2 separate regions of the Homo sapiens genome follow, and region 2 is linked to region 1. Evidence: read pairs that join two places in POLR2A ChIA-PET (ENCODE). Cell type or tissue: Caco-2. All regions are shown on one strand. Links, peaks and the distances in the headings refer to the core of each region. The heading gives the core; the rest is flanking DNA.

Region 1 (16,231 bases), core at 5,064-13,063:
GTTTTGTCTTTCAAGCTGGAGGTGTTAAATTAGATTAAATTTGGCCTTAAGCTGCCTCCTTACATAGTGAACTGAAACCCAACTTAATATGTAAACAAACCTAACATGAGAGTTTCTTGTAACAAGTAGCTGAGTCTCAGCCAATCATTGCAACTGAGCTTTCAGCCAATCGCAGACTGCAAAGTGCTTAGACCTGTCCAGATAAAGCAAATGCCGAGTTCTAAATAGGCTATTTCTATGTGTCACTTTTTTTCTCTCTGTAAGTACTACTTGACCACATGGTTAGGTGGAGTTCTTTGAGCCTTTACTGGTTTAGGTTTTTTTTTTTTTTCTTTTGAGATGGCGTTTCACTCTTGTTGCCCAGGCTGGAGTGCAATGGTGTGATCTTGGCTCACTGCAACCTCTGCCTCCCAGGTTCAAGCCATTCTCCTGCCTCAGCCTCCTGAGTAGCTGGGATTACAGGTGTGTGCCTCCACGCCCAGCTAATTTTTTTGTATTTTTAGTAGAAATGGGGTTTCATCATATTAGCCAGGGTGGTCTTGAACTCCTGACCTCAGGTGATCTGCCTGCCTCAGCCTCCCAAAGTGCTGGGATTACAGGTGTGAGCCACCACGCCCAGCCGAGTCTTTACTAGTTTAGCATGCTGCTGAATTCATGAATTGCTTATTTTTTCAAATAAGCTCTGCTAAATTTGTCTAAAGCTTTTCCTTTTTCTTTTTCTTTTTCTTTTTTTTTTTTTTTTTTTGAGACAGTCTCGCTCTTGGCCCCCACGCTGGAGTGTAATGGCGTGATCTCGGTTCACTGCAACCACCACCTCCCAGCTTCAAGCAATTCTCCTGCCTTAGCCTCCTGAGTAGCTTGGACTACAGGCGCCCACCACCATGCCTGACTAATTTTTGTATTTTTAGTAGAGATGGGGTTTCACCATGTAGGCCAGGCTGGTCTTGAACTCCTGACCTCAGGTGATCCACCCACCTCGGCCTCCCAAAGTGCTGGGATAACAGGCGTGAGCCACCGTGCCCGGCCTAAAGCTTTTCTTTTAACAGATTGGTGTCAGAAGTGGGATCGGAAGTAGAACTCCAGTGACCCTCAGGAGCATTTAGTGACCAAGTAAGGGTACCTGACAGGGCACACTGTGCCAATTGTTCTCTTGTAGCAACTGGAGGTCATGGGTGAGTTCTATCTCAGATTCCAAGCTTCAGGAATTTGTGTTTTGTGTTCTCCAAGTTTATTTGAACAATTCTTAGACTGGGTCAAGTAGGACTGGGTCCAGGAGCAAATCAGATCTGATAATTAACTGAAATGGATCCAGTTAAAAGCCTCAGGCAGGTGCCTTTTGAAAGTGAGTTCCTCCAAATCTAAGGAGTCTGGGACTCCAGAGTCTGAGACGCCACTTTCTGGGACGGTGGCTAACTTCATGAACAACAATTATGAGGAACATGTGTATTTTTGGAAAAATGGGTTAACTTTGCTGAGGACAACTTAAGAGTTACAGTGGCCACAGTGGGAAAGTTTTGACCTAGATAAAACTGTTCACTTGCAAGGTGCATTAGAAAAGAAAGGTTCAAAAATGCCACAAAAGCAATGGGATGCATTCTTTAATTGATACACAGAGGCATCTAAAAGATTAAATGAATAAAAAATTGCCTCTTTATAATAGGTTCCTTACAGAAATCAAACAAAAAAATCTTAAAAGCTCCTTCACGAATCTTATTCAAAAGCTTTAGTCATCTGGGCAAGAAATCTTGTTCCATTGGCCAGAAGAACAATTTGGATCCAGATAGTCTTTAATAAATTCAGGAGTTTTATATTACTGTACCTGGAACATGGCTAAGATATTTAAATGAAAGCTGTAAGATCTGTTGCTGTTTATGTTTATATAAGTCTGTATGTATGATACAGGTATCATAGTTTCTTATCTCCTTTTAATGCTCCAAAATTAAATTATGAAAGAGCTCTATTTTGTTGGCTTTAAGAAAAATAAGTGCTTGTATAAATGAAGTATTCTCTCAGAAAATTAAGAACTACCTCAAATACTTTTGCAGCTCATCTGACTTGGGTAATCTTTGGCAAATAAGAATATTGTTGGTTTGACTGAAACAGACATGTTTTCATAGTTTTGGGGATTAAATATCATAAAGATGCATGATTTCCTATCTAGGTTTACTGGTAAAACAAGCTTATGTTGTCTTTATATTATAAAATTTGTCAGCAAGAAAAACAAAATGATGACTAGTTGTTTATTATCTCATCTTTATAGGCAATCCAAGCATAAGTGTTGAAAATAAGTGAGTTAAATGAATGTAAGATAAAATTCCCATGTAAAAGATGTCCTTCCTATACCAGAAGGTTTTATTATTACTTTTTTGAAATAGGGTCTCTATCGCCTACTCTGGAGTGCAAGTGGCAAGATCTCGGCTCACTGCAACCTCTGCCTCCTGGGCTCAAGCAATCCTCCCGCCTCAGCCCCGCCAAAGTATCTGGGACTACAGACACAAGCTACCACATCCAGCTAATTTTTGTATTTTTTGTAGAGATGGGGTTTCACCATGTTGCCCAGGCTGGTCTCGAAATCCTGAGGTCAAGTGTTCCACCTGCCTCAGCCTCCCAAAGTGCTAGGATTACAGGCGTGAGCCACCACGCTCAGCCACCAGAAGGTTTTAACACTCTTAGCATCAAGAATAGAAAGTTGAGGAGGAGGGAAATCTGTACAAACAACAATTTAGTTTTCAGGCCTCACAAAACAAACAAACAAAAAACCTAAAGGGATACAAATGAAATTTTGCCTCCTTTACAGTTTATTTTTACAGAGAGACTTAAAGACATTTTGGACCATTGAGAAACATGTTCTGTGCCACACTGACAAATTGTACTATGAGAAAGCTCATGCTTCTAGACATTATGGTTCATAGATTTACCAATCTACAGCTGGTGTGACACACAATTCACAAATGCTTACTTTCTAATGTCCATGGAAATTAAGGTCACTAAGGGTTAAGAATTCTTTTTTTTTTTTTTTTTTTCTGAGATGGAGTCTCGCGCTGTCACCCAGGCTGGAGTGCAGTGGCTCAATCTTGACTCACTGCAACCTCCACCTCCTGGGTTCAGGTAATTCTCCTGCCTGAGCCTCCCCAGTAGCTGGGATTACAGGTGCCCGCCACCACGCCCAGCCAATTTTTGTATTTTTAATAGAGACAGGGTTTCAGCATGTCAGCCAGGCCGGTCTTGAACTTCTGCCCTCAAGTGATCTGCCTACCTCGGACTCCAAAGTGCTGGGATTACAGGCATGAGCCACTGTACCTGGCCGGGGTTAAGAATTCTAATTAATATATGTAGCTACAATTACTAGAAACAATAAGGGGGAAAATCTATATGAAAATATACAAGGAAGGTAAGAAAAAGGAATATATGAAAAAGAAATATACAAAGGAAGCTAAGGAAAAGCTATAAGACGTGAGGATGTTTTGTTTTGATAACGGAAAAAGAGAATAAATTTTGTCCTAAAGTGAAATGACTGATTTTTCGAAAATGAGAAGAGGAAAGTATAGGACAAAAAGTGAATGGATATAAGAGTTGTAGGAGGTTTGTGGAAGATGAATCTTGTGAAAGAAATTTTATGGGTGATCAAGCTGGTTAAGATTAGGAGGTAATTATTTACAAGTTTTTTAAGAATAAAAGTTAGCGACCGGGTGCAGTGGCTCACGCCTGTAATCCCAGGACTTTGGGAGGCAGAGGCGGGTGGATCACTTGAGGTCAGGAGTTCGAGCCCAGCCTGGCCAACATGGTGAAACCCCATCTCTACTAAAAATACAAAAAATAAGCCGGGTGTGGTGGCAGGCGCCTGTAATCCCAGCTACTTGAGAGGCTGAGGCAGGAGAATCACTTGAACCCGGGAGGCGGAGGTTGCAGTAAGCAGAGATTGCACCATTGCACTCCAGCCTGGGCGATAAGAGCTAGCATTAATATCAAAATTACACTGATGCAAAACTAGAATTTGGTTCTCTCCATTAAAACAACATGGTGTTCTTAGATTATTGGTCTGATCATAATAGGAAATTGTAAAATGTTTTTCTTTCTCTTTAGGTAGTTGGCCTAGAAAACAAAGATTCTGTGTTCTACCCAGATAATTTCCTGTGCTTCATGCTGTCTTTGTTAGGTTTTTGATCACTTAAGAAAACTGAGAACTCGCTATTAAAACAGCTAAGCTTTTTCTACAACTATGTAACTTTTTGTATATGCCTCCGAAGTCATTTAATGAACGGCTATTGTTCACAGTGACCTGTGATCCTATTAAAAAAATTTATTTTATGTGTTGCCTATTTCCTTCCTTCCTTCCTTTCTCTCTCTCTCTTTCTTCCTTCCTTCCTTCCTTCTTTCTTTCCCTTCTTCCCTCCCTCCTTCCCTTCCCTCCCTCCCTTCCTTCTTTCCTTCCTTCCTTTCTCCTTTCCTCCCTTCCCCTCCCCACCCCTCATCTCTCTCCTCTCTCTCCTCTCCTCTCCTTCTTTTTTTGACAAAGTCTCACTCTGTCACCCAGGTATAAAGCTGACTCCATACATAGTGGACTGTAGCATAATTCAATATGTAAACAAACTGCAACGTAACTTGAGAGTATATTCTTACAATAAGCAGCCAAGTCTCAGCCAAATATAGCAGAATTTTCAGCCAATCACAAGCTGCCAGATCATCAGAACATGTCCACATAAGGCAAACACCTCATTGCACCATGCCCAAATAAGGCAAATACTGATCTGTCGCCAATCAAGCTGTTTCTATACATCAATTCCTTTCTCTGTCCATTAATACTGCCTGCCCATACTGCTGGGTGGTAAAACTCTGTGAACCTCTACTGGTTCAGGATGCTGGCTGATTCATGAATTGTTCTTTGCTCAGATAAACTCTGCTAAATTTAATTTGTCTAAAGTTTTTATTTTAACAGAATTTTTCCTCAAATGTGTGGTGACTTTTTTTTTTTTTTTTTGAGATGGAGTCTCCCTCTGTCGCCCAGGCTGGAGTGTGGTAGTACGATCTCAGCTCACTGCAACCTCTGCCTCTGAGGTTCAAGAAATTCTCCTGCCTCAGCCTCCCGAGTAGCTGGGATTACAGGCACGTGTCACAATGCCCAGCTAATTTTTGTATTTTTAGTAGAGGGGTTTTGCCATGTTGGCCAGGCTGGTCTCGAACTCCTGACTTCAAGTGATCCGCCTGCCTCGGCCTCCCAAAGTGCTGGGATTACAGGCGTGAGTCACTGCACCCGACCTGTGGTGATTCTTGCGGCTTGGCTGTCTCAATATTTTGGAGTAAGACACTAAAGAGTTGGCTGCTCTGTGTGTTGGGGGCAGGTGGATTTGGGACTGGATCTGGGACTCCTCAGGGCAATCTGTGAACAATGATGAGTGAGAGTACCAAGGACCAAGGACCAAGAAACAGCTACTGAAGACAGAGTACCGAGGACCAAGCTTATTGGCTGTTGGGCTTCACTGCAGAGTGATCAAGTAGGAACCTGGTCCTTTAGGGAAGACTCCCCCAACAACTGGAAGAATCTGGAGGTCTTTTCTCTGGGACCAATTTAGGAGTGAGGGCTGAGGGTTCTATCCTTCAGTATGCAGACTTTTACTTAATTCCACAGAATAAACTGCTGGTCTTCTGTGAGGTGGCTGGAATTTGCCTGGCTTTGAGAGGAGATGGATAAGTATCTTGGGTGTTTCATCTCTCCTTATGCATTCTCCTAGCAGCCGCTGCTTTCAGCCCTGCTCTTCCCCTTGCCTCCTTCAGCCCTCCAATCCCCGAGCTTTTACAGACTCCAAATGGCCTTTGGTTTCAGTTGTTCTCTGCTGTGTCAGTGATCACTCCTCAACCTGTTTCTCACTTTCCAAAAAGGTGTTAATATCTTGTCTGCTGTTGTCTCCTCTTCTCTTTGTCCTTGTAGGTTTACATTCTTTATTCCTTACTGTCACTTTGATGGAAAATCAGGAAGGACTGGAGATAAAGTCTTGTGTTCAATCCACCCTATAGAACCAGAAGTCCTTCCAACTACAATTTTTTTTTTTCTTTTGGGCAGAGTCTTGCTCTGTCTCCCAGGCTGGTGTGCAGTGGTGTGATCTCAGCTCACAGCAACCTCCGCCTCTGGGATTCAGGTGATTCTCCTGCCTCAGCCTCCCGAGTAGCTGGGATTACAGGCTTCCACCACCACGCCCGGCCAATTTTTGTATTTTTAGTACAGACGGGGTTTTGCCATGTTGACCAGGCTGGTTCTCAAACTCTTGACCTCAGGTCATCCACCCGCCTTGGCCTCCCAAAGTGCTGGGATTACAGGTGTGAGACACCATGCCCAGCCTCCAAGGGCGAATTAAATAGACCCGTTTCAGACTTTATGCAGGACCTCCCTGCAACAGTGTGGGCTTCCCCCATCTCTTGGAAACTACTCTTTCCTGGTCTCCTGGTTTCTTGGCAAGCATTCCTTGCTGTCTCCTTATCTTCCTTCCAGTTCACCCTGTGGACATGGGCCCTAGCTCCCAAGTTCAGACCTTGGTCCTTGGTGCTCTCTCTCATCATTGTTCACAGATTGTCCTGAGGAGTCCCAAATCCAGATCAACAGCTCAAATCACCTCCTGAGCCTCAGCGCCTACTTCCTGCTGCCTCTCAGATGGCGTCACCATCTGTCTGCAGCCACCTCATATTCAATACCTCTCAAAGTAAGATCCTTCACTCCCTGCCAGAACCAGCCCTTCCTTTGGCCTTGCCTGCCTCTGCCAAGGGCATCACCATTCTGCCAGCTACCCTGACACCTGTAGGGACATAGGTCCTATTGATTCTTGATGGAAGCATAGTAGCTGGACAAAGAGGTGTTTGAGACTTGGCAGGGAAAGGTTAAGCACCTTGGCCAAGGTCACACAGCTTAAAAGAACTCACACTTGGCCGGGCACAATGGCTTACACCTGTAATCCCAGCTCTTTGGGAGGCTGAGGTGGGAAGATCACGAGGTCAGGAGTTCGAGACCAGCCTGACCAACATGGTGAAATCCCGTCTCTACTAAAAATACAAAAATTAGCTGGGCGTGGTGGCAGGCACCTGTAATCCCAGCTACTCGGGAGGCTGAGGCAGGTGAACTGTTTGAACCCGGGAGGCGGAGGTTGCAGTGAGCTGAGATTGTGCCACTGCACTCCAGCCTGGTGACAGAGGGAGACTCCGTCTCAAAAAAATAAAAAATAAAAAGAAGAAGTCACACTTAAGCTGTGTGATCTTGACCCAGGTTCTTAACCTCTCCCCTCTCTGGGCCTTGGTTTCTTTAAGGGTAACATTGGGATGATAATATCTCTTACCTGGTTCCTCCCACCTGGCCCCTTGGCCAGACCCTCATCTCTTCATGAGCAATTGCCATAGACTTCTGGTCTCTTCCCTTCAGATTCCCTGGGGTCCCAGATCCTGCATGGTTTTCCCCTTCCTTTCTGGCCATGCCATCACAGTCTCTTTGCTGATTCCCCTGCCTGGTGCAAGAGGGTCCTGGAGCTCAGTCCTTTCCTCTTCTCTGCCTCCTTCCTATCTGCACTCAACCTCTTGGCAATCCCATGCAGTCTCATATGATGATATGATGTACCATCTATATGCCAATGACTTTCAAGTCTATCTCTCCAGCTCATTGCTCCCCAAATCTCCAGCTCCATATCTAACTGCTGACTTGACATCTTCACTCCATACACCCTACAATAGCCTGCATAGACCTGCACAATGTCCCTTCCCCCAACCCATGACCCTCTCCCCGCCTTTCCTGCTTCACTCCAGCCACTGGCCTCCTTGCTGTTTCTAAATGCACTTGCTGCTCCTGTCTCAGGGCCTTTGCACTTGCTCTTCTCTCTTCCTGGAACACTCCTCCCCCAGACATCCTGAAGTCTTTCTTTCTCAATGAAGCCTACCCTGACCATCCTGTTTAATACTGCCACCTGTGTCCCACCCCTGTATTCCCAATTCTCCCACCCTTCTCCGCTTTTTCTTTTCTCTATAACACCTATCACCTTTTGACATGATATATAATTTACTGATTTATTATATTTTCTCTCATCTTTTCCTTTACTTGCTGACATGTAAGCTCTTTGAAGGGAAGAACCTTTATTTTATTTATCTATGTATCCTAAGTACTTAGAATGGTGCCTAGCACATAGTAGGTGCTCAGAAAAAAGATTTGCTTAAATAAATCAAATATTTATTGAAGACCAGGGACATTGCCCAGTGCTTTGAGAGGCCAAGGCAGGAGCATCACTTGAGGCCAGGAGTTTGAGACCAGCCTGGGCAACATAGCAAGACGCTGTCTCTACAAAAATGTAAAACATTAGCCTGGTCTGGTGACAGGCACCTGTAGTCCCAGTTACATGGAGGCTAAGGCGGGAGGATCTCTTGAGCCCGGGAGTTTGTTGCTGCAGTGAGCCATGATTATGCCACTCCACTCTAGCCTGAGCAACAGAGCAAGACCTGGACTCTTAAAAAAAAAATACACACACACACATACACGTTTATTGAATAAATGAATGAAAGAATAATAGTATACCATCCCTTTAAACTTTCAGTAGCTCCCTACTGCCTAGAAGGCAAAGTTCAAACATTTTACTATGGCATTCAAAGCCCACAGCTGGCCTTGAACTATCTGGCTATGTGAACTGTTGAATAATCTATATGCTTGAGTTCTGAGTTCTCCCATCTTTTTTTTTTTTTTTTTTTTTTTTTTTTGATGGAATCTTGCTCTGTCGCCCAGGCTGGAGGGCAGTGGCACAATCTTGGCTTACTGCAACCTCTGCCTCCCGTGTTCAAGTGATTCTCGTGCCTCAGCCTTCTGAGTAGCTGGGATTACGGGCGTGCACCACCACGGCTGGTTAATTTCTTTCTTTTTTTTTTTTTTTTAAGGCCAAGTCTCGCTCTGTCACCCAGGCTGGAGTGCAGTGGTGCGACCTTGGCTCACTGCAACCTCTGCCTCCAGGGTTCAAGCGATTCTCCCACCTCAGCCTCCTGGGTAGCTGGAATTACAGGCACATGCCACTACGCCAGGCTAATTTTTGTTTTCTGTTTTTTTGTTTGCTTGTTTTTGAGACGGAGTCTCGCTCTGTCGCCCAGGCTGGAGTGCAGTGGCGTGATCTCGGCTCACTGCAAGCTCCGCCTCCCGGGTTCACGCCATTCTCCTGCCTCAGCCTCCTGATTGGCTGAGACTACAGGCGCCCGCCACCATGCCCGTCTAATTTTTTGTATTTTTAGTAGAGACGGGGTTTTACCGTGTTAGCGAGGATGGTCTCGATCTCCTGACCTTGTGATCTGCCCACCTCGGCCTCCCAAAGTGCTGGGATTACAGGCATGAGCCACTGCACCCGGCCTTGGTTTTTGTTTTGTTTTGGTTTTGAGACGGAGTCTCACTCTGTCACCTCGGCTGGAGTGCAGTGGCACGATCTCAGCTCTCTGCAACCTGTGCCTCCAGGGTTCAAGTGATTCTCCTGTCTCAGCCTCCCAAGTAGCTAGGACCACAGGTGCACACCACCACACCCAGCTAAATTTTGTATTATTAGTAGAGATGGGGTTTCACCATGTTGGCCAGGCTGGTCTGGAACTCCTGACCTCAAGTGATCTGCCAGCCTCAGCCTCCCAAAGTGCTGGGATTACAGGGGTGAGCCACCATGCCTGGCCAAGTTCTAGCATCTTAAGAAAACAACTCATGGAAGGGGAGTGATCTGCACTCCCTGCTTCCTTTCCCCAACCTCCCCAGCCTGCCTTCCCTTCTTCCTTTTTTTTTTTTTTTTTTTTTTGAGACGGAGTCTGGCTCTGTCACCCAGGCTGGAGTGCAGTGGTGTGACCTTGGCTCACTGCAACCTCCACCTCCCGGGTTCAAATGATTCTCCTGCCTCAGCCTCCTGAGTAGCTGGGATTACAGATGCCCGCCACCACGCCCAGCTAATTTTTGTATTTTTAGTAGAGACGGGGTTTCACCGTGTTGGTCAGGCTGGTCTCGAACTCCTGACCTTGTGATCCGCCCGCCTCAGCCTCCCAAAGTGCCAGGATTTCAGGCGTGAGCCACTGTGCCTGGCCTGCCTTCCCTTCTTAATCCCATCTGGGGCAGCCCTCTGCCCTCCAGTGCCCCTGCCCACCTGCGAGATGGCTCTTCCCAAAATACAGCTTTGTGCCTCTTGCCTCATGCCCACAAACCTGCAGTGACTCCTGCTGCTCATGAAGCCACATCCTAGCACCCAACCTGGTCCTCAAGACCCCCCCCATGGCATCTCCTCCCACCTCCTTTCCCATTGCTCCCTTCCCCCACAGCCAACTCACTTCATCCTAAATCTGCTCTGAGATTCTTGCTCCTACCCCCTTGCTCAACCTAGTCCCTCTTTTTACCACTTGTCAAAATCCTAACCTAACCACTCCAGGGAGGGGTGACAGGCCTGGCTGAAAACCCACCTTCTTCATCTTGAGCACCCTTCCTCCTAGAGAGATCCCCTTCCCTGGAGCGTCACTCTTGGCCTTGACAATGTTTGGTGAGGGCCTTGGTGAGTCAGGCAGTGGGCTGGGTTCTGCAGATACAGTGGCACGTTGGGCAGGCCTATCCCTGCTCTGTGAAGCATGCAGTCAGGGACATGCTGCCTGGGGGCATTTCATTGAAGGCCCAGGTGGGCAGAAGTTGTACCATGTACATCTTGTCCTATTCAGTATTCAGTATTCAGTAGTCCTATTCAGTATTCAGTAGTTGCTCAAACAATGTGAGCCAAGGACCCACATACTCTTGCTGAGTCTCTGACATGCTGGCCCAGGCCTGGACACTGGGTCACAGGACACACCTCTAGGCCTGATCAGGTACTCCAGTTAGTTGCCATCCAGATAGCCTGTCCCAAAGCTGCCCTGAACCCAGATCTTCAGGTCTCTGGGCCGGAGTGTACATCCCATTTCTCTGGGCCCAGCCAGAGCCTCATCTACATGGGGCCTCTCTGGGGCACCCCAGCCTCTGACCTTTCCTTGCTTTTCCCTGGCAGCCAGTTAAGTGAGGAAAATAAAGGCCCCTAATGTTTCTCCCGCATTTTATTACTGCACTTACCTAGTTGTTATCTGGATGTTGTCTCAGAACAACTTCCAGGGGTATATAGGAGGGGCACTGTTAGGCCCAGTGTACAAAAGAGAAACTACACCCACTTTGGCAACAGGTTCAAGGACACCCAGCAGTGTGTGGCCGGGACAGGCACCCAGGCTTTGTGATGCCACACGGGGCCATTGACTCACAAGGGAGTGTGCATGTTGAGGACAGGAGCCCAGGCGTGGGGACATGGTGGGAATCGCTGTGTGCACTTGCAGGCCGGTGGCATGGCTCTGTAAGGCGGGTGGGGAGTGGCCACAGGAAGAACCCAACCCCGATGCGGAGAATCCAGGATGGCTTCTGCCACTTTTGAGCCATGCAACTGTTGGTGAGCCCCTTCGTGCCCTTGAACCTCAGTCTCCACCTGTGAGTAATGGGAGTGATGACAGCATCTGGTCACCTCCCCACAGCGGGGAGAAGGTGAGGGAGAATGAACAGCAAAGCACTTCGATGGCAACGGGACAACACTCAGGGAAGCGGGTGATGGAGCCTCCAGCTGTCAGGCCCGTGTTTTGGTTTCGCAGACACCTGCTCTGTGGCAACAACCAGGGGACTTTGGGGCTGTGAGAACTGGGTGGCTGCTTTGACCCTCAAGGGCATTCAGCCTGGGCTCCTTTCCTTGAGATAAGCATGTCCCACCTGGGCAGGGCCCTCCCTAGGAGGCAGGGGGTACCCGCCCACACAGGCCCTCACCCCTAACTCCCTATTTGGTTCACTCCAGACCCTGAGCTAGGACATCAACTATGGGACACGTCATACAAAACACGTCCAGAACTGAGCTCTTGGCCGTCCCTGCCTTTCTAGCCTGCCTGGCCCGGGGATGGCAGTTCCTTCCTCCTGTCTCTCTTCCCAGACCAGAGTCCTTGGAGTTGCCCCTGATTCTTCTCTTTCTCTCACATCCCACATCCGGTCTCTCAGCAAACCCTGTCCATTCTACCTTCAAATTACAGGTTGAACGGCATGACAGTGCCACATTCAACTGTTCTTTTTTTTTTTTTTTCCCCACTGTAATCTTGACCTCTTGGGCTCAAGCGATCCTCCTGCCTCAGCCTCCTGAGTAGCTGGGACTACAGGCATGTGCCACCACGCCCAGCTAATTTTTTAATTTTTTTGTAGAGATGGGGTCCCACTATGTGGCCCAGACTGGTCTCGAACTTCTGGGCTCAAGTGATCCTCCTGCTTCGGCCTCCCAAAGTGCTGGGATTACAGGCATGAGCCACTGCACCTGGCCTTTATGATTCTTGTTTTACTGCCTCTTCCCACTAGAGTATATGCTCCACGAAGACAGATTCTTTAGCTCTGTATTCTGCAGTTGATGGTATTTCCTGTTGCTTAGAGCAGGGCCTGGCACAGAGAAGGTACTCAATAACCATCTATTGAACAAAAGAATGAATAAACAAATGAATAGATAAATGGAGGGTGCCAACTCCAGCCGCAGCCTCTGCAGCTTCATGCCCAGGAACACAGTGTTCTCTCCCTGGTACCAAGGCCACAGTTCTTGGCACCCAGAAGGGTCTCCAACTCAGTTATGTGTAAAATGAAGGTGAGGACAGGGCCAGTGAAGGTTATTCCCTGGACCCTGTAACACTCCCTGAATCCCTGCAGGGCAGGATGACGATCCCTACTCAAGGCTCTCCTCTCATTCCCGCTCTGAAGAGCACTGCTGGGAGGTGAGAGCTGAGCCCACAGCCCCCTCCCCCACCATCACCCACACAGTTTCCACAGCAACAACAGCTTCCTTAATAATGCGATTAAACAGCTGGATGGGGCTGATAAGGGGTAAGGTCCCACATCCAGAATGGACCACGTGGCAGAGGCCCCCTCATGGCAGACTTCATGGTCACTGAAGCTGAAATCACTGCAGACTCATACAGGCGATGGGGGCGGGGGGTGAGGACCCCGGAGCCCTCTGCCCCAGCTTTGCCAGGGACTTCCCAAGCCCTGGGGGCCCCAGGCCTGTTGACAGTCTCTGTCATGAGAAGAGTCATTACTTCCCTATTCCTGTGTGGTACTGGAGAAGGAAGCCACCACTGCAGGGCAGCTCCTGAAGTCCCAGATAGGGAAGGGATGAACAGACAAGACCATTGACTCAGCAGCAATGAAGGCGTGGAGAGAGCAAGGACACGTGCTGATCCCCACTCACCCTCCCTCAGCCTTTGGAAGGCCTGGGGGCAGGGGTCAAAAACTGGCTGTGCTGTAATCCCAGCACTTTGGGAGGCCGAGGAGGGTGGGTCCCCTGAGGTCAGGAGTCTGCGACCAGCCTGGCCAACATGACGAAACGCTGTCTCTACTAAAAATATTTAAAAAAATTATCTAGGCATGGTGGCGCATGCCTGTAATCCCAGCTACTCAGGAGGCTGAGGCAGGATAATTGTTTGAACCTGGGAGGCGGAGGTTGCAGTGAGCTGAGATCACGCCACTGCACTCCAGCCAGGGTGGCAGAGCGAGACTCCTTCTCAAAAACACAACACAACACAACAAACAAACAAACAAAAACTGGTTGTGCTGCGCCTGCTGGCCCCTTGCAGGGATGGCTCACGGGCTCAACTGGCCAATGTGCTTCTGGAAGGGGCTTTGGTTCACTGAGCTCCTGCTGTGGGCCAGGATGATCATTTCACGCTCATGACAGCTGACACCCAGGGCTGATGCTGGGATTAGACCCAGAGAGTTTTGTTCCAGGGCCCAGCTCCTTCCCACAGGATTAGTGTTTCCTGTACACCTGGTAGGACTCCGGCATGATGTCCCACCCTGGGGATAGAGCACTTGCACCCAGATCACCTTTCAGCCATGCAGCCCATTCTCATATCACCTGCTTTTTGCAATTATTCTCACAGAGCTGAGGGAGCAGAGCGGCTAACACCTGGGTAGTGGCCTAGCTGGGGTTCTGGGAGCCCCTGACTAGAAACCTGAATATCCAGTTAGGAGAAATCTGGCTGAATGCGGTGGCTCACGCCTGTAATCCCAGCACTTTAGGAGGCTGAGGTGGGCAGATGACTTGAGGTCAGGAATTTGAGACCAGCCTGGCCATCATGGTGAAACCCCGTCTCTACTAAAAATACAAAAATTAGCCGGGCATGGTGGTGTGCACCTGTAATCCCAGCTACTTGGGAGGCTGAGGCAGGAGGATTGCTTGAACCTGGGAGGTGGAGGTTGCAGTGAGTTGAGATTGTGCTACTGCACTTCAGCCTGGGCGACAGAGCAAGACTCTGTCACAAAAAAAAAAAAAAGGAGAAATCCAAAATCCAAGCCTAGAGTTAGGCTCTCATTCACTATCCCACCCTGCCCCCTGCCAGCCCCAACCACTGCACCGCAGTACCAGAAACAGAAACAACTTCAGTTCGGGAAGGGGAGGGGCCCAGCCACCCCAGCAATGGCATACCAGGTCTCATTTCACCCCCAACTCCCCAGGGATCCTGCCCCAATGGAGAGGACTGAATACAGTCCGGGTGCTCTGGCCCTACTCCGGGGTGGCTCAGCTGGTCATCCCTGCCAAGTCCTTCCTCCCTGGAAGCCTGCCCAGTGTTTCAAGACCATTTCCCTGTCTGGGGACTACAGGCGGGCTTGGCAAAGCTCCCTCCTGAATGCCACTTCCCTGACTCACTTCCTTCCCCGTATCTCTCTGGCCCTCAGGGACCTAAGGCCCAGGTGAAGTGGGGGAACAGCAGGATTGAGGAGAAGCCAGCCTGAGGCCACAAGCAATGAAATGCCGTAGCCAGAAGCCAAGAGCTCAGAGGTCAAAGCCATCCAGCACTGGGTTTGCTTGCAGCAGCTGAGATGGAGGAAAGGAGCCCCGGGAGCTCTGGCCTTGCAGGGAGGACTGGGTTCCTGAGGGGAGGGTGAGCTATGGTGTCTGCTAAGCGGAGGAGTGTCTACCTCCCACTCAGCTTCCCCATGGATGTGCAGGACACTGTCTTCATTTGTGAGTCAAAATACATTGGCATAGGAGCCTTGCCCATTACTCATACATTTTTGTGGCTGCCTACTAAGAAGGCAGAGGAGACCCTGATACCCAGGAGCTCTAAGCTTTGAAGGGCCCTAATCATGCATAGCCTTCGCCCCCAAGCCCAAGGCTCATCCTTCCAAAATTGGGCAACTCCAGACCTGAAGCAGGCCCCAGAGCCCACCTCAGCCCTGCTGGAGCCCAGAGAAGGTGAGTCATTTGCCCAAAGTCACACAGCTGGTGAATAGCAGAATTGGGGCTAGCTAAAACAGAGCAGGAGACACAGGGAGCTGAGCCTCCAAGGGACCAGGGATCTGCCCCTCCCTAGGATGGGTAAACAGCTAAGGGAACAATGAGGTCACCTTTCCCATGTGGGCCTAACCAAGGGGAGACCCAGAGGCCTCTACCAAGAGCTGCTTCTAGGCAAATTCCGTATGTAGAGCAGGGAGAGAGCCAGGGAAGGAGGAGTCCAGAAATCTCAGAGGAGGAACTAATGAATCCCCACTGGCCGCATCTTCCCTCTACCCAGTCACAGAATCTCAGGACCCCACCTTCTTTCCTGGCTTGAATCCTCTCTCCAGCATCTCCGCCAAGCAGTCACTAACCATGTCCTTACATACCCCCCAGTGACAGGGAGCTCACTACTTCTCAGGCGGTCCTTGCCATCTTTGGATGGCTTTCATGGTCAGGATCTTCAGATTTCTAAGCTTCCTGGGGCTGTCAGATCAAGGCTAATTCTGCCAACAGGTGTTTATCTGGCGGGGGGTAAATACCTCCAGGCCCTTCCTCCACATACTCCCTTCACCACCCAGGTGCTCCCAACCTCTGTGGTTCAGAACAGAGAGGAATCCTGCAGGCAGAGGATCCCACCTCCTCCCTTGTTCTGAGGCACCTCTGGCCTCCTGAGTAGTGAGGTGGTTTAATTACACAGTTCACTCTTTTGGAATTTATTTCCACAAAAACTCCCAAGGCACATTCAGGGAAGTTGGTAACCTGCTTCAAAGTCGATATGGGTGAGAGAGAGAAGGATTCACACAAATCATTCACCTGGCAGGTGGTGTGTGAGTACACAGATGTGTGTACACATGTCCCAAGGGGCATGGTCCTCTCCAGTCTCCTACCCTCAGACTGAGCCAGGAACAGCTCCCAGCTCCCCAGCAAACAGCTGAAATGGGAGCCACTGGCCCGACAGCCCT
Region 2 (16,231 bases), core at 4,944-12,943, 250 kb before region 1:
AGCGGCACTGGCTGCTTCGTTCAGAAGCACGGGCAGCTTCAACGCAGCCTCCAGATTCTGCTGACCCTGTCCATTCCTTTTTCTTTCTAAAGAGAGGAAACTGGAGAGGGAGAGTGGGGGACAATCCTCTCCTCACAGGCCCTGCTCTCTGTGTACTTGGCCCCTCGCTCTACCTCCCTCCGTCTCCTGCAGCTTGCCTCCTGCAGAAACAATTACAGATAGTCAATCTTCATGCCTTGCAATCCACAGCACACCCAGATGAACTGATGCGGGTTATCTGGGAGGATGGAAAAGGATGTGATGACTGGGCCACTTCTCTGCAGCATGTAGAAACCAGTGCACTGGTTAGAGGGCTACTTCTGACCCTCTTTGCCAGCCCCTATAACCCGAGTACCATGCGCATACCAGCCATCAGAGAAAACAGCGAGTTCCCTGGGGTTTAGGATAATCATCCCTGGATATTCTGGCTTGTTCTTGTCTCATATCTGCCCAGCTTTAAACTCTTGGTTCTTGGTTGAGCACGGTGGCTCATGCCTCTGATCCCAGCACTCTGGGAGGCGGAGCTGGGAGGATCGCTTGAGCCCAGGAATTCAAGACCAGCCTGGGCAACGTAGGGAGACTCTGTCTCTACAAAAAAATTTAAAAACTAGCTGAGTGTGGTGGTGCACACCTGTAGTCCCAGCTACTTAGGAGGCTGAGGTGGGAAGATCGCTTGAGCCTGGGAATTTGAGGCTGCAGTGAGCTGCGATTGTACCACTGTGCTTAAACCTGGGCAACAGGGTGAGACCCTGTCTCTAAAAAAATAAAAATAAATTAAAAATAAACTCTTGGCTCTGTTCCCCCCACAGCCTTGATTAGGGGTTTCTATCCAGTTCTACCAGCATTTGGCTCTTGGATTTCCCAGATGGGCACTGACGTGGCTCACCCACTGGGAGGCCCAGTTTCTGCCCTGCCTTCATAGAAGCTGTGCCCTGGCTCCAGTTCTGCCGTCACCAAATGTCCACATCAGGCTCTTCCCCTGTGCCCTGGGGAAGCCAGAGTGGACCTCTTCAGTGAGGGGGTGGCAGAGTGACCAGAGGAACCAGTGCTGCCTCTAGGGCTGGCCATGCCAGCGAGGGTGAGATGTCAAGATGTCACCATCAGACTCTGACTCAGGGGGCGGCCCACACACTACTTTGCCTTGTAATCAGTGTGTTTACTTGTCTGCCTTGCCCATGAGGCTATGAGCTCTGTGAGAGCAGGCCTGTGTCTGAATCGCCGCTGTAGCCCCAGTACCTGAGGCAGGTTCCTGTGCTCTGACAAAGTGTCTGTTGAACAAATAGATGAACAAATGAGCCCTTCCTCCTTTATTCCCTGCCAAGGTTAATGTCCTCCCCATTCACACAGGCCCAGGTGAGAAGCTTTAGGGTCACTGAGTTTTATTGATTCTGCTTCTTAAAATACTTTGCCCACCAATTCCTTCCTTGGGGGACTATGTGTTTCTTAGCTAATTCTAACTGTCTTTTATTTATTTATTTATTTATTTATTTATTTATTTATTTATTTTTGAGATAGGCTCTTGCTCTGTCACCCAGGCTGGAATTCACTGGTGTGATCATGGCTCACTGTAACCTCGACCTCCCAGGCGTAAGCGATCCTCCCATCTCAGCCTCCTGAGTAGCTGGGACCACAGGCATGCACCACCATACCAGGTTAACTTTTTTTTTTTAGAGATGGGGTCTCACTATGTTGCCCAGTCTGGTCTCAAATTCCTGGACCCCAGCGATCCTCCTGCCTTGGCCTTCCCAGGTGTTGGGATTACAGGTGTGAGCCTCCAACTGCCTTTTGATTGATTTTCTGGTTTCCTTTTTAAACTCTCACCTACCTGTCCATCTTCCCCATTGCTCATAAGTATAACACAAATGTAATCATGCTGCTCCTCTGTTTAAATATCTCCAGTAAGTCTTCCTTTCTCACCAACTAATGTACAGTTCCTTTAGCCCCTCCATGATTTGGCCCAACCTGCTTTTCCAGGCTTCTTCCTGCTGCTTCCCCTGTGGACCCTGGGAGCCAATCACTCAGAAATTCTCACTGTTCTTCAAGTAAGTTACTCTTCTTCCACCTCCACATTTTACATGTTTTATCCTCTTCGCAAAGGTTACTCTGTGCAACAAACCCCACCCTTGTCAGCCTACTGAACTCCTACTTATCCTTTAGGATCCAGCTAAAATGTCACCCCCTCTGATCCTCTGAAGTCATCAGCTAGCAGTCCAGCAGTCCAACTTTTTTTTTTTTTTTTTTTTGAGATGGAGTCTCACTCTGTCACCCAGGCTGGAGTGCAGTGGTGCAATCTCGGCTCACTGCAACCTCTGCCTCCCAGGTTCAAGCGATTCTCCTGCCTCAGCCTCCTGAGTAGCTAGGACTACAGGTGTGTGCTACCATACCCAGCTAATTTTTTGTATTTTTATTAGAGATGGGGTTTCACCATGTTGGCCAGGCTGGTCTCGAACTCATGACCTCAAGAAATCTGCCCTCCTCAGCCTCCCAAAGTGCTGGGATTACAGGTGTGAGCCACCACACCCGGCCCAACATTTCTTTCTTATACCTCTTATCACCTTGTATGTGTCCCCAGCACCAAGTACCGAAGTTCCTTGTTCCATGTCTCTCTCACATGAGCAATTAGGCTCCATGAGGGCGGGGCCTGTGTCATCTACCCTAAGCTGGCTGAGAGCCCTGTGCATGGAGGGACAGGCAATATACCATAGGCTCCGTGGCCTTGGGCAAGTTACTTGCCTTCTCTGTCTCAGTTTGCTCATCTATAGACTGTCTTAACAATAGTTCCTGCCTGAGGGTTGTTGAGGATTAAATGAGTTACTATTCATAAGGCAGGTAGAGCAGTGCCTCTCACATACTAAGCCCTCAATAAACGTTAGCTACTGTTATTATCTGTGATTATTAACTCCTCTGTAAATGTTTTTGAGTGAATGAGAACTTTAAGTAGAACAAGGCACTTTTCTACACATAAAGAACATCCAGTATCAGAGTCCTTCTGTTAAGATCTTCAAGACATCAGTGCACCCCATATACTACCTGGATGAGCAGTCCTTTGTTTGTGGGTAACAATCTACCACTTTTCCAAGTTATGCAGAAAATGTTCAGTTGAGGAAAGATGACTGGAGAAAGTTTATCATAGTTGAGATGAAGGAAGGGAAAAGATTTGGTCATAAGTCCCCTAGTTACGTTTTTTTAAGAGACAGGGTCTTACTGTGTTGCCCAGCTGGGCACGAACTCCTGGGCTCAAGCAATCATCCCGTCTCAGCCTCCTGAGTAGCTGCGATTATAGGAATGTGCCACCACACCCAGTACCCTTTGAGAAGGATGTGAACCCGTGATTATTCAGCTGCTAAATTATGAGGAACCAGGCGACTAAGGGGCCAGGTTTAGGGATATTGCTTTTGGAAACAAATTTCTGCATCCAAAAATCTTTATTTATTTATTTATTTATTTACCTATTTATTTTTGAGACAGAGTCTCACTCTGTCACCCAGGCTGGAGGGCAGTGGCTCAGTCTCAGCTCACTGCAGCCTCCCCAACTCAAGTGATCCTCCCACCTCAGTCCCCCAAGTAGCTGAGAATACAGGTCTGTGCCACCACACACGGCCAATTTTTGTATATTTTTGTAGAGGCGGGGCTCTCTCTATGCTGCTCAGGCTGATCTCGAACTCCTGAGCTCAAGGGATCCACCGGCCTCGGCCTCCCAGGGTGAGCCACTGTGCCTGGCCCCAGAAAACTTTAAAGACAATTGAATCCTAATCATTTTGGTTTAGAAAATGATCATAATTTTGATTTTGGTTCAAATTCTGGTCCTATTATTTGCTATTTGTAAGATCCTGATATATCCCTGAGTCTGGCTAATCTATAACTTAAAATTACTCTCATCTCATGCGGCTGTTGTGAGGTTGAGATGGGATTAAATTAAGTAATTCACATGAGGTAATTTACATAATGTAAAGCATTAAGATCATAGGTGTGTACAAACTTGTTGTCCGAGTCAATTTTGAAATTTATTCTGTACCTGGATCTAATAAAAATGCTTACCTCTGAAGCAACAATAACATTGAGCAGCTATAGGTATAGTTTTTATTCCTTTATTCTAGTCAGTTAAAAAGAAATCCTCTTGAACTCAATATGCATTGTGGGCCAGATTTTTTGTGACTGGCTGAAGAAAAAAAAGTGTTAAAAAATACAATCCCTAGTGGTGGCTCACGCCTGTAATCCTAGCACTTTGAGAGGCCGAGGCAGGTAAATTGCTTGAGCCCAGGAATTCAAGACCAGCCTGGGCAAGATGGTGAGACCCTGTCTCTACAAAAAATGCAAAAATTAGCTAGGGATGGTGGCTCACGCCTATAATCGCAGCACTTTGGGAGGCCAAGATGGGTGGATCGCTTGAGCCCATGAGTTTTAGGCCAGCCTGGGCAACATGACGAAATCCTGTCTCTACAAAAAATAAAAAAATTATCTGGGCGCGGTGCTGTGTGACTGTAATCCCAGCTACTTGGGAGGCTGAGGTAGGAGGATCACTTGAGCCCAGGAGGTTGAGGCTGCAGTGAGCCGTGATTGTGCCACTGCACTCCAGCCCGGGTGACAGAGCGAGACCCTGTCTAAATAAAGAAAAAATACAATATCTGCCCTCAGGTAGCTCATAGTGTGGTGAGGGAGACAGATGACAGATTTTTAATGAGTCAAAGTCTAGCAGTGGCCTGTTACGTCTCCACAGAGGAGACGCGCATAAGTGACAGTAGACAAGATGGGGCAGGGTAGTTAGGGGAGATGATATTTGGACTAAGCCTTGAAGGAAGAGTAGGAATACTAGTCAGACAAGAAACGGGGAAGGAAAACTGACTCCAGGCAGCTGGAGCAGCCCGTACAACGATCCTTAGGTGCAAAGAGTCATCCCATTCTAGGAAGAGCAAATTGTCTGATGAGGCTACAGCATGAACACCCCCAGTAAGGAGGCAAGCGAAGAAACTGGAAAGGCAAACAAGCCTCGCGTCCTGAAGAGACACAGGAGGCGGGTGGCCCGAGTCTGTCCCAAATCAGGACGCAAAGCCACGGAAGGTTGCAATCGGAGGAGTGATCCGATGTGTTAGCGTCTTGTTCTGCTCACTCTGGAGGCCACGTAACTAGAAGGAGGCTATTCCAAAAATGCAGGCAAGACATTCTCATTTGTAGATGTGCAGAGGCCACAAGGAAGGTGATTCCACAATCTAGATCCACATGCAAGCTGGCAAATACATCTTATCCTGCAGTAGATGCTCACTAAGAAGTGACATTTGCCGGGTACCTATCTTACTGACTTTAGAAGAAAAAAACTAGTTGAAGTGGCATTTGCATACTTCCAGTACACCACGGGGGCACCTATCAGAAGTGTCCCAGCAAAGATGGGCACAGAGGTAAATTCTGGAATGAGGGGAGGTCCAAGAGATTATACCCTAAAAACGTGCTTTTGTTGTTGTTGTTGTTTGAAACCAGGTCTTGCTCTGTTACCTAGGCTGGAATGCAGTGGCGCGATTACAGCTCACTGCAGCCTTGACCTCCTAGGCTCAAGCAATCCTCCCACCTCAGCCTCCTGAGTAGCTGGGACCACAGGCGCACACCACCATGCCTGGCTTATTTTTTATTTTATTTTTTGAAGAGATGGAGTCTCATTTTGTTGCCCAGGCTGGTCTTGAAGTCCTGGGCTCAAGCAATCCTCCCACCTTGGCCTCCCAAAATTCTGGGATTACAGGCATGAGCCACCATGCCCCACCACAAAAATGTTAACAGAGATTATTTCTGAGTGGCAAGATTATAAGTGATTTCTTTTTTCCATAGTAAACATGAATTATGGCCGGGCGCGGTGGCTCACGCCTGTAATCCCAGCACTTTGGGAGGCCGAGGCGGGCGGATCACGAGGTCAGGAGATCGAGACCATCCCGGCTAAAACGGTGAAACCCCGTCTCTACTAAAAATACAAAAAATTAGCCGGGCGTAGTGGCGGGCGCCTGTAGTCCCAGCTACTCGGGAGGCTGAGGCAGGAGAATGGCGTGAACCCGGGAGGCGGAGCTTGCAGTGAGCCGAGATCCCGCCACTGCACTCCAGCCTGGGCGACAGAGCGAGACTCCGTCTCAAAAAACAAAAAAAAAAAAAAAAAAAAAAAAAAAAAACATGAATTATTTATATATAGTTTTAAAGAATAAAATAATTTCTTTTTAAAAAGGATCAACCCAAGACCTTTGGATTAAAGGGGAATTGGGAGAGCCAGGACAGGCACTAGGATGGACCATTCAGAGGTCTAGATCCAGCATGGAGTCAGTGAGGGTGAGAAGACTTCAGCGGAGAGGGAGATGGAAAGAACCAAATCTGCCAGCATGAGGGCTCAGGCAGGAGGGTAAGTCCCCCCATCTTAGGGGAAGCCAGCGCTAGGGAAGTGAACGTACCCATCAAAGCCAGGGATGACGCGCCAGCCAGGCATTTGGTAGAGGGATGGGGAGCGCGTGCTCGGCACACAGACAGATTTTCAGTAGGTGGCTGAAAGACACGAGGGGAAAGATTGTGTAACTGAGTTGTGGGGAAGGAGAACAGTGGCCTATTGTTGGAGACCTAATAAACAAATTGAGAGCGTTCATCTTGCGGGTGTGGGCCTGAAATAAGTTCCGAGACAGCTTAATGATCCATCACAGGTTCTTTCCTAGGAGTGAGTCACCAGCACATTTTATTAACCCAGTTCACCCTTCGTTGCCCCAGCGCCTGCAACAAAGCAACCGAGATCCCGCAGCTGAGCCGCTCCCATCATGAAGCCTCTGGCCTACACAATGGGGAAGATGAAACCAGCCAGCCTCATCAATCGTCCCTGGGCAGGCCAGTCTCCTCTTCAGTCTCATGTTCAGGGTTTGCATAATTAGGCGCCTGATGGAGGCGAATGTCTGCCCCACCGAAGGTCGTCATTGTGCAGCACTCTGTCGGGGAGCTGTGAGGTACACAGCAGCCCGGGCCTGCTCCGAACAGCAGCAGAGCCTGTGAGGAGGAGCCTGGCTTTTGCAGGAGCGCATTAATAAGGTTGGAAACCCGTGGCTTGGGAATCAGAGCCAATCGCAGTCATGTCAGAAATGGAAATAAGAAACTCCTGGATGAAATGGAGGAGCCAGCAACCCTCTAACCAGAGGTTCTGAATTTCAATTTGGGGTCCACTCTGCAAAAGCTGAGGGCTATTGAGCAAATCCTTCAACCCCTCAGTGTCTTTGTTTCCTGGACTGCAAAATGGTGGTGACATACCAGTTCCCCTTATCTTAGAGACCAATCGGTTTACACTTTGAAGAGCTCACGGTGTGTTCAGGGCACTATTCTAAGGGTGTTACATGTGTATTAACTCTATAATCAGCAACAACCCTATGCAAGGTAGGTGCTATGATTATTATTATTATTATTATTATTGTTATTATTATTGTCCCTCGGTTAAAGATGAGATAACTAAGCTATAGGGAATTTAAGAAACTTGCCCAGGCCAGGCACGTTGGCTCATGCCTGTAATCCCAGCACTTTGGGAAGCCGAGCTGGGGAGATCACTTGAGCCCAGGAGTTTAAGACCAACCCTGGCAACATAGCAAGACCCCTATCGCTGGAAAAAAAAAAAAAAAAAACTTAGCCAGGTGTGATTGTGCACGCCTATAGTCCCACCTACTTGGGAGGCTGAGGTAGGAGGATCTCTTGAATCTGGGAGGTCAAGGCTGCAGTGAGCCATGATTGTGCCACTGCACTCCAGCCTGGGAGACAGAGCAAGACTCCGTCTCCGAAAAAAAAAAAAAAAAAAAAAAAAAGGAAGAAAAAAGAGAAAGAAACTTGCCCAAAGTCACACACGATTGTGGAATCCAGGCTTCAGCTTCGGTAGCTGACCTCTAGAGTTCATGCTGCAAACCTTCAAACGCAACATGCACTTCACCTCCTCCATCGGCAGTAAAATGCTTTACAAATAGAACTGGCTTTATTCTTTTCAACGGTTACTGACATTTCCAGAGTGTGGAATTAAGTGCCTTAGGCCCTGCTCACAGCATGTTTGTGGTTGCTAGGGTTATCCTGCAGGAAAGGTTGGGGGTGATGGTTGTGTCTACTGTGTACTGAGGGCCTAATGTCACTTCTTACAAAGCCATGCAAGATGAGGGAGCTGAGACCAGGAGAACTAAAGTGACACCCCACAGCCATGAAGCTCATAAACTGAACATCTGGGATTTGAATTTGAGACTCATCTGATTCCAAACTTTCCACGCAGGGCTTCTTAGACTGTAAGCAGAAGCTAGGTAACATGATAGTTAAGAGTTGGGCTCTAGAAACTGTGTTTGTAGCCCATTTCTGCCACTTCTTAGCTGTGTGACCTTGGGCAAATAACTTTGCCTCTCTGGGCTTTGGTTTGCTCATTTGTAAAATGGAGATGACAATAGTATCTACTCATAAGGTTACGATGAGGTGCATGTGGGTTAACACAAGGAAAGCATGGGTCAGTGGCACATGGTATGCTCTCAATGGTTATTAACGTAACAATGCCAGGCCTGGGGCAAGAGCGTAGTACTTGACTCAAGGTTTGCATTGCTTAGGGGAGGCACGAGACCCAGAAACCAGAAAGATTCACACACAGGTGGGGTATTTTTTCAGGGAAGACCTGACCAGGAGGCAAGCAGTAAAGGAAGAACTTCTGGGAGGGTGGAATGAGGCCCAGGAGACTCAGACACAGATAAATGAGAAAGAGTCCAGTTGGGCCAGGGAGTTAGTGTCGGGGATCCAGAGTTAGGCAGCACCTAGTGCTCCTTCCTAGGGTTGTGCACAATGTTCAGAGGGTCGACAGTGTCGGTAGGGGCCCAACCAGGCAGTCAGTATGAGGGTCTGGAAAGGGTTTGGCAGCAAAGAGTACAGACATGACCACTGGCTAGGAAATTTGAGGCAGGACTCTACTTTCTGGATAAACAAGGGCCAGGGAAGCAATTATGTGAGCTGATCGGGCTGGTATCAACTAGCTAATCTAATGAGCTAAGTATGTTTATTAGAGTAGGAGCTTGGTAACAGGTAAATCTTATTAGTCTTTGTAGACATCACTGCGCCAGGACTATGACCAGGAGAGTGAGGCACTCACCTTAGGCACAAAATTTAAGGGAGTGCCTAAAACACCCAATACTCTAGATAAATAATATTTTAATGCAATATTTTCAACATCCAAATTAGTGCAAAAAATCCATGAGACGCAAAATATCAAACTTTTCAATGAAGACAGAACCTGTATTATTGATTTTTCCTTTTTCCTCAGGCTTCAGTAGGTTCAGCCAGGCACTGCAGACAACGCCTTAAATACACACCTTTTGGTGAGTCAGATAGTGGGCATTTTGGCTTTTATCTTATTTTTTTAGAGATGAGGTCTTGCTATTTGCACAGGCTGGAGTGCCGGGGCTGTTTACAGGCATAATCATTGTGCACTGCAGCCTTGAACTCCTGGGCGCGAGGGATTACCCTGCCTCAGTCTCCTGAGTAGCTGGGACAACAGGCATGGGCCAGCATGCCTGGCTTAATCGTGGGCTATTGATGTATTTATTTATTTATTGAGACGGAGTCTCACTCTGTCGCCTAGGCTGGAGTACAGTGGCTCAATCTCGGCTCACTGCAACCTCCGCCTCCCGGGTTCGAGGGATTCTTGAGCCTCAGCCACCTGAGTAGCTGGGATTATGGGCGCCAGCCACCATGCCTGGATAATTTTTGTATTTTTAGTAGAGATGGGTTTCTCCATGTTGGCCAGGCTGGTTTTGAACTTCTGGCCTCAAGTGATCTGCCTGCCTCAGCCTCCCAAAGTGTTGGGATTACAGGCATGAGCCACCGCACCTGGCCAATTAGGAGTTTTTTAGATGTCAAGTCTCAGGCAGACCTTGGTGCCTTATTGGCAGGAAATTGAAAGCCTATAGGTACTAGGTGGTGGAGGATTTGACCAGTTCTGCCACAGTGGGTTCTTCTAAAGCCAGCTCCCAGGACAGGGGCCATTCTTTCCTTATGAATGACCAAGACCATACTGGCTATTTCAACCGACTAGCGTTTTCTTCCTATTTATAATCAATAGCATCATTTTCAGCATCCTGGTTCTTCTTTTTTATGTAAAATAAAATAAATAGCGTCCCTCAAATCACACTTTTTTTAAAATCACACCTTCTTTAAATCTCATACACCATCTATATGCAGGACTCAGAGATCATCCCCCTTAGCCCCAGGCAGCTTGACTGTCATTTGGATAAAGCTAGGAAAGAATGAAGGATGTAATTGGGTGTTAGTAGGTATGAGAGCTCTGAAGGAGAGGTGCCTGCAAAGTTCCAGGCAAAGTCAGCCTCCAGGTAGGCAGCCAGAGTCCAGGGAACACATATTTGCTGAAGGTTTGTAGAAGTCCATGGGTCAGATTCCCAGCAGCATTGGGAAAAGGGACATTTAGCAGCAGTGACAGAGAGAGTTCGAAATGGAGTTTCCTTCTACCTTAGCGGAGAAGCACTTTCATGAGCTTCCATTTAAGATAGCAACTAATCTCATGATACGACCTGCAGAAACCTGTAGCAAGGGAGCCATTGGAACTGGTATTCAGTGGGATCTGTCAGAGCTCAGAGCTGGGAGGGCCAAATCCAGAAATCTGGCAGACAGTAAGTGGGCAAGAGGTCAAAACAGGGAAGGAGTTCATTAGCACATGCAAAGGCTTAGATTGAGCTTGGCTCAAAGTGCATGCCCTGTAAGTGCCCTTGTGGTGGCTGATGGCAAGGATGATGGTGTTATTTTGGCAGCCAGGATCTGGGTTTCAGGGACAGGATTTCTTAGTTTCTTAGAGCAGAGGTGACCAGACTGGGATTTGATGCTTTATCAAAATTTTTTGGGCAGGATGCGGTGGCTCACGCCTTTAATCCCAGCACTTTGGGAGGCCGAGGCAGGCAGATCACTTGAGGTCAGGATTTTGAAACCAGCCTGACCAACATGGAGAAACGCTGTCTCTACTAAAAATACAAAAATTAGCCAGGTGTGGTGGCGCACACATGTAATCCCAGCTACTCAGGAGGCTGAGGTAGGAGAATTGCTTGAACCTGGGAGGCAGAAGTTGCAGTGAACTGAGATTGTGCTACTGCACTCCAGCCTGGGTGACAGAGTGAGACTCCGTCTCAAAAAGAAAAAAAGAGAAAAAAATTTCCTCAAATCTGGGAACCAATATTGTCAACTTTAAATTTAGCCAAGTGAGGCAATTCCTTTTTTTCTTGGAGACACCATCTCTGTCACCCAGGCTGGAGTACAATGGCACAATCTCAGCTCACTGCAACCTTTACCTCCCAGGTTCAAGCGATTCTCCTGCCTTAGCCTCCCAAGTAGGTGGGATTACAGGTACGTGCCACCATGCCTGGCTAATTTTTGTGTTTTAGTAGAGATGGGGTATCAGTATGTTGGCCAGGCTGGTCTCGAACTCCTGACCTCAGGTGATCTATCCACCTTGGCTTCCCAAAAATACTAGGATTACAGGCATGAGCCACTCACTGCTCCCGACCTAGTGAGGCAATTCAAACAACCAAAAAAAGCCCTATCACCTCCCATCACCATGTCTTCATAAAAGAAAAGCCATCTTATCACCAAAAGTAAAACAGCCATCATATCAGAATTTAAACTAGAAACAAAAATTAACGTTATTAAAAGCTCACTTATGTTTTGTTGTTGTTGTTGTTTCCAGTTTGTAGCTGATGGACAAAAACTTTGTCATGGATCAGCGCTGATGGGTAGAGTTTAGGATGCATTCATGCCCAGGGCTCCTCTGCCCAGGCTTGGGGCTACCTTGTGGGGCTTGGTTGTGAGGACCATGGCCAAGGCTGGGTGGCCAGGGACGAAGTATCTGTCCTGGCCTGAGCACCTGTGCTGACCTAGCCCATCCACGCCATCACAGTGGGCACCTTTGCTGTCCTTCTGGGAATTCTCCCAGTCACTAGTGAGGGTGATAGCTTTCCCACTTCTGGCCCAACCTGCTCCCACTCCATTCCAGGGCCCCCTGGGTCATCTCCCACTTACAGCCCTCCTCTCGCCTTTGGGATCTGACACCTGAACTCGCTTTCTGCAGTTTGCCCTTTGGCATTCTTCAAGGGCTTTGGCTGATCCTGCCTTCTGGCTGCTCCTGCTCCTCCTGCCTGATCCCCACCTCTGGACCCCAGCCTGGGCTGTCCTCAACTGTCTGGAAACTACTCAGAATGTTAGATCTTGAATCACCTCTTGCAGCCACCACAGTGTGGACTCAATCCTTTTTCCATTCATGTTCTCCTGTTCTGCAACTGGGCTGAAATGACTGCATGGCGATGAGGGAGAGAAGACTGAGTCTCAAGTGGGGACGCAATTTGTGGAAAACAATAGGCCCCAGGGCAAGGAGCGAAATGGGCAATTAGCCCAGGTCTGTGTTGAAGTCAGTCTCTTGGACTTACCTGGAAGCTCTCTAAGGCAGGGATATATTCAGATCATCTTTTCATTTTTTTATTTCCTTCCTCCTCCCAACTCTCCATGTTCACCCCTCCCCAAAAAAACTAGTAAAGCTCATTTGCAATATATTTGTTGCTTTGAATTTTTTTTTTTATTTATTATTATTATTTTGAGACACAGTCTCACTCTGTCACCCAGGCTGGAGTGCAGTGGCACGATCTCGGCTCACTGCAAGCTCCGCTCCCCCCTCCCCCACACCTCCCTCAAAGAGGTTTCAGTGTGACAAGGAAGAGGTCACACACACCCAGGGAGCTAGAAGTAACGCAGAAAATACAGACTGCTTCAAGAAAAGTACGAAGGCTGGGCTAAACTGGTTTCACTTCCAAGTGATTGGGTGATGGCCCCTATGGGTCAGCCTGGCCTGAAAAAGAAATCTCCCCATTGGGGCTCCAGCTTGTCCCATTCAGCCCTTAACACAGCTCTGAGCTGAGGCAGGAGTCAGCATCACCAGCACTTTTTGTTTTACAGGGTTTTTTCCCTTCAATTCTCCATTTGTCTTGGTCTGCAGGTGCTCTTCTCCCTGACCCTCCTTTCATATTCATCCTAAATGACAAGACCTTTCCTTAAAAACAAGCATCTTCTCCTCCCATGGCAAGACAAGGCTGCCCTTTGTGTGTTGTTTTCATTAATTTGTTGATACTTGTTTTCAAGCTACATTTTATTGGACTTGTGCTTACTTTGCTGAAGCACAAAGGTTGTTTAAGCAGAAGGGCACAAGAAAGTGGAAAACTCCTGACCTCAAGTGATCCACCCACCTCGGCCTCCCAAAGTGCTGAGATTACAGGCGTGAGCCACCACACCCGATCACGGGTCTTCCTGCTTCTGTGATCACCTTCTCATAACCTTGAGACCACTGCACATTGATGAAGTTCAGTTAATCTACAATGACTGTAGCCATCTGAGTGACCCCAGGTGAGACCAATAGAACTGTCGAACTAGCCAACGCACAGCATTGTGAGAAACAATAAATCATTGTTTTAAGCCATTATGTTTTGTGGTGGTTTGTTACAAACACATAACTAAAACAACCTCAAAATCTGGATAATATGTTAGGGCCTGCCTGGAAAGCTGGCTGCCCCCCTGCTCTTCCTCGGCCCATCGTGGGAACTCTTGGCTATAAACAAATCTTCCCGGAGTGGATAAGTGGTCAGGATTTAAGGTGGTATTCTTCCCAGGTGCTCGTGCAACTTCAAAAAAATAAAATTCTAAGAATGGGATTTCAGGCCCTTATCAAGGACATATTTATGGCCAGGGACCCTCCTGCCTGCTCTTCAGAAACCACATCTTGGCTTCTTCCTTCAATAGCTTCCAGCCACCTGTTAAAGATCTGCCTTTCCCAGATGAGAAGGCAGGTCTAATTCAGAGGAGATTGAGCTGGTTGATAATGCAGAAGAAATTTCAAGGCGACTCTGAAGCACATCTAGGCTTCCTTGTAGCCAAACCAAACGAAATAATCTCAAACCCCAAAATATTACAGGAAAAAAAATAAAATCAAGTATTGCAAAGATGACAAAATGTTGGGTCGGGCATTATAGATCATGCATTATATATAGCAGTTACCTACAGATAGTAAAAAGTCACACCTGTAATCCCAGCACTTTGGGAGGCCGAGGCGGGTAGATCACTTACGGTCAGGAGTTTGAGACCAGCCTGGCCAACATGGTGAAACCCTTTCTTTACTAAAAATACAAAAATTAGCTGGGCATGGTGGCACGCGCCTGTAGTCCCAGCTACTGGGGAGGCTGAGGCAGGAGAATCACTTGAACCCAGAGGTGGAGGTTAAAGTGAGCCGAGATGGTGCCACTGCACTTCAGCCTGGGTAACAGAGTGGGACTCCATCTCAAAAAAAAAAAAAAAAAAAAAAAAAAAAGCAGATGGATTCCAATAGAATTTGACCTCTTCTGAGGTCTTTACATTGTTCTGAAAGGGTCTGTTTGTGTCCATTTCCCTAACTAGACTGTAAGTCTCTTGAAAACAGGGATCATATCATAAAGTATTCATTGGCTGGGCAAGGTGCCTCACACCTATAATCCCAGTATTTGGGAGGCCAATATGGGAGGATCAGTTGAAGCCAGGAGTTCGAGACCAGCCTGGGCAACAAAGTGAGACTGACTATTCTCTATTTTAAAAAAAGAAAAATTTTCATCTTTATGACTCTAGAGCCTAGCACATTAGCACAGGGCTTTGCACAGAGCTGGCACTCAATGAATGCTGTTGAGATAAAGCACAATTTAAGCCCAAAGAGCAGGGTGGGGAGCTTAGAAGTCAATAGGTCCTATGGTTTTGAAATTCTGAAAGATTTGAAATATCAGAGGAGGCAGGAGAGCAGGGGTCTAAGCCCATGGGAAGTGCTGGCCTAGTCTGGTGGGCTCTTGTCTCCCTCAGCCTCACCTCAGGCCAGGAGTTTGTGCCTTCACCTGGGACACTGGTGACGTCAAGGCAGCTGCGAATCCTGAGTGCAGTGCCACCCTGAGCTCCTGTGACCCAGCAACCTCTGCTCAGAGAGAGGAGCCTTTGCCTGGCTTTGGGCAAAATGGAACCTGTCTGTGCCTCAAACCTGGAGCTCTGAAGGCTGAGGACTTCCAACCCCTCAAGTGTACCAAGGCAAAGCAAACAGCTCAGAAGCAGCGCAGGGAGGTGGCACACCCCCAGACACTTGTCAGCTGTGCCGTCAACTCGTCATTCTCACTGATGGGTGCCTGCTCCCTCAAATCCTCCCTCCAGCATCCACCTTTGAGGCTGGGGTCCCGGGTGCTTCAGGGGCTCCCAGACCCCTGCTGGGTGAGTGTGGTGGCCCTGAGGAGTGTGTCTCCCTTTTCTACAACTCTAGCTCTGCCCTATACATCTGGGGACAGGGCCAAGAAAGGGGTCCGTTGAGTCAAATGGACCCAACAAGTCCTGGTCACGGCCTTTCCAACCAGAAGCACCTGCCTGGCCCCTGGAGACCTTGCTCCCTATCTCCAGGAGGAAGGAAAGCAGGGGAGAGGTGGAAAGAGGAAGGGGGTGGGGAAAGATTGCCTAACACACTTTCCCAGGTTCCCCCACTACCTACACAAGGTTCAGTCCTTATTTTGGTATGCAGAGCTCCTCCCAGGCTGAGCTCACCCACAATCGCAGCCTTATCTCTGCCTCTCCCTACTCTGACCTGACAACCATGGGAGTCTGCCTCACACTTGTGTAGGGGCTGAGTCTGGAATGTCATTTTCCTTTCCCTGCCCATGAAGCAACACTCTCCCTTCAAGGCTTCTTTAGGCTCTGCCCTGCCTTCCCCACCTCCCAGGCAAAGACAGCTTCCCAAAACCTCACAGCAACTGTTGCCCCTACCACGATCTGTCTGGTAATACAGCAGGATCACTCATTCATTCATTCACTCACTCATTCATTAAGTCCTGTATGAACCAGGCTCTGTGCTGGGGTCCCAGGATACTGCAAGGAACAAAGTAGACACAGATCCTATCCCTTTCGACTGCATTGCTCAGCGGTGGAGACAGCTACTGAATAAATAGCTGCATAGGAACTATGGGAGCAAAAAGCTGAGGGTTTGCTGTAATAGGACTGGGGCAGCTTCCCCTGAAGAAGGGAAATAAAAGCCAAATGCTAAGCTCACTAGGGATGAATGAGGTGAGAGGAGTAAGTGAGAGGCTGCAGGCAGGACTAGCAGAAGGCCCTGAAGTGGGAGGGAACCTGGTGTATTTGAGGAAGT

Evidence for each region. Peaks named below come from ENCODE experiments on the same cell type or tissue, not always from the same donor. Only the 100,000 strongest peaks of a DNase experiment are listed, where the experiment ranks them.
Region 2: POLR2A ChIA-PET joins it to region 1 with 14 read pairs; 2 of 35 experiments call an interaction of 5 or more read pairs at or near these places.

The regions. Positions count from the first base shown.
Region 1 is chr17:50,637,859-50,654,089 of GRCh38, reverse strand. The region is part of intron 1 of ABCC3 (ATP binding cassette subfamily C member 3); the gene reads right to left. Among named protein-coding and RNA genes, the nearest start is that of ABCC3, 11 kb to the right of the region's middle. RefSeq lists enhancers at 13,068-13,362, 13,040-13,810, 14,260-15,459. In Caco-2, for the core only: no CTCF peak of the experiment used is centred there; no DNase peak of the experiment used is centred there.
Region 2 is chr17:50,884,086-50,900,316 of GRCh38, reverse strand. It overlaps LOC105371825 (a long non-coding RNA gene), which reads left to right and starts at 6,246. Exons shown (of 3, transcript XR_001752940.2): 1 at 6,246-6,409; 2 at 6,766-7,416; 3 at 11,738-13,513. RefSeq lists enhancers at 14,583-15,111, 15,112-15,640. In Caco-2, for the core only: no CTCF peak of the experiment used is centred there; DNase peaks (open chromatin) are centred at 6,646, 8,028, 9,446, 10,396 and 1 weaker place.